Linked DNA regions of Homo sapiens: region 1 is linked to region 2. The links are chromatin loops, found by intact Hi-C in ENCODE. Cell type or tissue: ascending aorta. All regions are shown on one strand.

Region 1 (2,500 bases), 150 kb before region 2:
CACCTTTTTTCTCAGGAATTTACTCCATCCCCACTTTGAGTCCAGGTGGATTGGGTGGATTAACTCCAGGATGGACATGGACCCAGGCCTGGCAAATCAGTGCATCGGATTCCCCTTGGCCACAGTAATTGGTTCAGGGTTGGGTCTATGGGCAAAGTCCATGCTGGGTCTTATATGGGGTTGTACAGAGGAAAGAACTCTCTTTCTGGACTTGCTGTCAAACTGGAGTTTTTGGAGTCCAAGTGGGGAGAGTGTGCTGAGAGTGAGTGTAGTACAGGGGAAAAACAAAGCCAAGATGTGCACCAGAGAGAGGATCAAAGAGTGAGAGAGAGAAAACAGGTCCAGAGGATGGGGTTTGAGCCTCTGGATCCAGCCGGACCTGAAGCCAGAAGACCTACATGCAGACTTGTCTACTATATGAAATCTTACATTCTCTTTCTGGATTAAGCCAGCTTAAGCTGCAACTCAGAGTCTTGACTGATAGTTGACTTGGTGCTGGGAAGATGAGTCTCTCCACAGGGATGCCTGAGCCACAGGGAGACTGCCGTAGTCAGCTGTGAGCTCTTTCTTGTCCTATCAGCACAGCCCAGATGAGTTCTCACCAGGAACAGGTACACAACAGTCATAAACTGACAGGGTTAGTCATAGGCCCGTTGTGCTCTGAAAGCTTTGTCAGAACAGACACACATCATTTGTCCCCTTCCACACCCCGCTAGCAGCTCTCAGCATGGTCCTCAGTGAATGTGCTGTTTGTCCAGCTGATTGAGGGGCAGCACAGCCTTCCTCACCACTCAACAACTGCCTGCACACTCTCCTGCCATCCTGGTCTTGTCAGTATCACCCCACCGACCCAGTTTCCAAGTTAGAAGCCGTCGTCCTCTGCCTCTTTGATGTAATCCAGCCTCTTACTGCTTTTCCATCTCCACCACCACCTGCTTAGCTCAGACCTCAGCCTTTCTTAGGAGGAAGCCATTTGGCTCTGGAACTGACACCTACCCAGGTTGGCCTCTGTTCCTTACCTGTGAAACGGGGATGGAGCACTACACTTGAAATGTGAAATGTCTCCAAGGATTTGGATGTCAGGGGAATGTAATGGCCCTTTGAGCCATTATATTCAAAAGGAGCAGAAGAAAGACACAAAGTCACCTGCAAGAGGCAGTGGCCCAGAAAGCTTAGACATCACCTCCTGAATGTACATGAAGGCCATGTCCATCAGAAGGGAGCCTTGGCAGCCAATAGGAGCACAGAAAATGAGGCAGCCCAGAGGCACGCTTTCCTGTGGAATATCTGGACTGCATTATGGGCTTCTGTCAGTTGTGAACAAGAACACACTAGAGCCTGATGCCACTGGCTCCTCCAGCAATGTCCGAAAGCGTTGACTTCCTGTGTTTGCTAGCCAACAGGGAAAGAATGTGCTGGTCAGGCAGTGCAACCGTTTGCAATGAGTAAGCTGGCATTTGGGCTTTGTTCATCGTCCTTGTGAGCTATGAGTCAGCATCTTGGAGACTGTGAAGTCTGGCCATCAATGACACTGCATTTCTGGTTTGCAGGGCTTGGTCAGGCCCTGACCCCAGGTTCTCAAGGTCAGGAGTGTATCAGTGTGATCTAAGGGCTCTACGCCCTGAGATTCTGATTGATGAGGTCAAGTGGGACCAGGCCCTTCTACTGAACAGCTCCTCAAGGAGGCCTGGTGCACAGCCAGACTGAGACTCAGGGCCTGTGCATGGTTACCGCACCTCCCCTGGCTGCCTGTGGACCCCCTTTTCTGCCTCCTTTGAGCCTTTTCGCTTGGTGTTGCTGATTGACTTTCATGTTCACTTGAGTAATTTACATGGAGCCTGCTTTAATTCTCCTGAGACCCCCTGTAGGCTTTCATGAAATTAAACCCTCAACAACGACATTAGAGAAGGAAAAAGGGCCTCTTTATTTGGAAGTTGTGAACAAAAAGAGAACAGAACTGCTGGCAGTTGTTCTTCATCTGAATCTTCTGCTTCTGGCTCTGTAGTTGGATCTTGTACCACCGGGGCTTTGCTTCCAGGATGGGGTGACTTAGGGTGGATGTAATTGTCATGACCTTCTGGGGGCCAGGATTTGGCCGGAATGACCACCATTCCAATTACTTGGCTTTTTGCTACTGGAAAGGCTGTGAGTTGGCTCTCTAAGGATTTCTAAATGACTAAGGCTGAGCACAGAAGCAGCACCCCAAAATCCTGTGCACCAAGGTTGGGGATGAATCCTCCTCTGATCCTTCTCCCAAGACTTCTGGATCAAGAGTGGGTTTCATTCATTTGGCCCCTCTGAGGAGACAAGTGGAGAAAGGAAGTTCTATTTACTACAGGGTCTGTGACTTTATGCGACTTAGAAGGGTACAAGTATGATAATTGTAGAAAGCAGAACATCACTCTGGCTAGGCTCTGTTGACTTGGACAAAATCATCTCTAATCTATGATACATCCTGAGCCAAACTATACTCACTGTTGGAATTGGGGACATCATTCGC
Region 2 (2,500 bases):
GGCGCGAAGCTCGTGAACTCCTGAGTCCCCCTTCCTGTGGATGTGAGGTTGGGGCACCCCTGGGCACTCCTTCCTGTGGATGTCAAGACAGTGCACCCCTGGGTACCTCTGCCTGTGGGTGTGAAGCTGGTGCACCCCTGGGTCCTCCCCGTGTACTCTGAGGCACTGGGATCCTGGTTTCAAGGCTTGCTCAGTCATCTCTGGTGGTGTAGGTCTTTGTGTTCAGTTTTATAAGTGGAGAAAACTGAAGATGATTCTGTTTACCTTACCCACCCCCTCACTTACCTCACCTAGCTCAGGGGCTGGGTATGGGGTGGTCTCAGCCCAGGACAACCTTTTAAATATTAAACATGGTACCATGCGATGTTTGTCATACTTATGACCTGGAGAAATCAAATGCGATTACTCAGCCATCTCAAATGGGGCAATGTGTATGCTAACAGCTACCCCTCCCGAGGGCATTTCACACATGCTACCTCCTGAGCTTCACTGAGACCATCTACAGGCAACAAAACGGATACACAGAAAGATGGGTGGCTGGGCTCACTGTGGCCTGCAGAGGAAATATGAGCTTGACGTCATCCCCAGCTGGTTCTGTATCTGAACACCGAGCACGAGGAAGTGATGGTGGCCAGGCCGGTCTGTACCTGGGCTCCTGCGCTCTGCCGCAGCCCAGTCAGTGTGGTTGGTGCCTGGTATCATTCCTATGTAACAGAGACAGACCAGAGAGGGAAATAAACTTGCCCAGGGCTGTGCAGCTGCTCAGTGGCATAACCAGGACTGGAACTCATGTCCTCTTCGTCACTCTCAGGTGCTCATCCCACTCATCTCAGCAAATCACATAAAGCTCTCGGTGGCCTTAACACCAGGTCAGGAGGACTAGAAGGGGTTGGCCACGAGACAAGGAGGAAGTCATTGAGGGGTGAAGCTGGAGACCAGCCTTGAGTCCTGGCTTGTTACTGGTGTGACCTTGAGCAATTTGCCCTCCTTCTCTGAGCCTCCATTTCCTTGGGTGTTGCCCAGGGATGCTGATCTGTGGCCAGCTTCCCACAAGCAGTTGCTCTGAGGACAAAGACGTGGGATGGGAGCTGGCTCTGTGGACAGGCAGGGGCAGCTCCCCCCTGCTCCCCTGCCATGGAGCTCCCTTGTCCTGGGTGAGTCTTGGCCAATGCCCCAGAGCCCTGCACAGTCCCAAGCTACTGTGGGAAGGCAGGGAGCTGGCTTGTGCCTCCCCAGTGTCGACACATCCGTTCTCAGGGGCTCTGAGATGGCCTCTCTTGGCCTGGACGTGCCACAAACAGTGCCCTCTCCCCTGCCTGTGTGTGTTTTGGGGCTGGCTGGCAGGCTCAGGAAAGCAGCCTGGCCTTATCAGAAGCCCTGGGTCTCCAGTTTCTGGGAACTGTCTCCGCTCTGTGGCTTTCTTTCCCAGGTGCTGGTGCCAAGCAGGCTCAGTCTGAGCGTCTGGCGGGGTTCCAGGCATTCTGTGTCAAGCACTTCTCAGCAGCAGGAAGACCAACTTCATGGAGGCCTGAAGGGACCCAGCAAATGACCTCTGTCTGCATGGCCCTGGCTTAAAAACAGGAGCATGGTTGTTAGCGCCCCCTAATCCACACAGGGGACCAACTCCTCCTAGTTGTGTGGGCTGGGCTGGGAACTCACACCAATGCCTGTTAGCCGCCTCTAGGGAGGGGACCTGCATGGAAGTGTCATCCTTTAGGAGGCATGACCAGGTGCACCGTCTCCATTCATGCTGCACAGGGATGGAGGCTCGGCGCAGAGACCTTGCTGGCCTGTGTTCTACAACTCCCATCACCCAAGAGAGTCACTCCACATCCCTGCGAGATGGGGATCTTGACTGTCAGTTAAGATTGAGACAATGGAGGTGCTATGAGGTTGAGAACTTCTCAGTCAATCAGCCATGTGTGGCTGAGCCAGGTTTGAAGCCAGGCAGTTGGGGTCCAGAGCCCAGTTCCCACCTTAACAGCACAGGAGGGGGTCCTAGGTCTTCTGGTCCCACAGCAACCTCCATGCCCCTGCCCCCTCCACTCCCTGACTCCCTAGGAGTGCAATGCATCTTACTGAGGTGGAGCTGGCTCAGCTCAGTGTAGGTGCTACATGTATAGATGCCAGGTGGGTTTATGTTAGCTAGGGTGCCCACAAATAGGGTCCAGGTACCAGGGGCAGGGTGTCTCAGAAGAGTTGGCAGGGATATAAGGGACTATGTGATAAGGAACGAGGGCCCTGTATACTACCCAGCTTGAGGTCTTTGTGGGGGACAGGGTCTCAGCCCTCTGTTCTGGTCCCTTGTGTGGATGAGCAGTGTTATCTGTAGATACCTGGAGCCCAGAAGGTGGGAGAGGTGGCAGTCCTCGGTGCCTATCCACTGTCCTCTCCTGGCAGACTCCCCTCCTGGCAGAGCCTCTCTCCAATGCCCGTGACTACTCAATCATCCTCTTTCTCTTGCTTGAAAATTTGATGGGACAACTCTGCATGGCTTTCT

What was found. Hi-C counts contacts between places; a loop is a spot of excess contacts. Peaks named below come from ENCODE experiments on the same cell type or tissue, not always from the same donor. Only the 100,000 strongest peaks of a DNase experiment are listed, where the experiment ranks them.
Region 1: it touches region 2 in a loop (5-fold over the local background); 1 of 110 quality-filtered maps calls a loop at or near these places.

What each region holds. Positions count from the first base shown.
Region 1 is chr10:78,254,805-78,257,304 of GRCh38, forward strand. No RefSeq gene overlaps it. Among named protein-coding and RNA genes, the nearest start is that of LINC00856, 7.4 kb to the left of the region's middle. RefSeq lists an enhancer at 918-2,117. In ascending aorta, no CTCF peak of the experiment used is centred here; a DNase peak (open chromatin) is centred at 1,447; H3K27ac peaks cover 1,813 bases.
Region 2 is chr10:78,407,650-78,410,149 of GRCh38, forward strand. No RefSeq gene overlaps it. Among named protein-coding and RNA genes, the nearest start is that of LINC00595, 140 kb to the left of the region's middle. RefSeq lists enhancers at 1-338, 1,151-1,962. In ascending aorta, no CTCF peak of the experiment used is centred here; a DNase peak (open chromatin) is centred at 1,452; H3K27ac peaks cover 1,841 bases.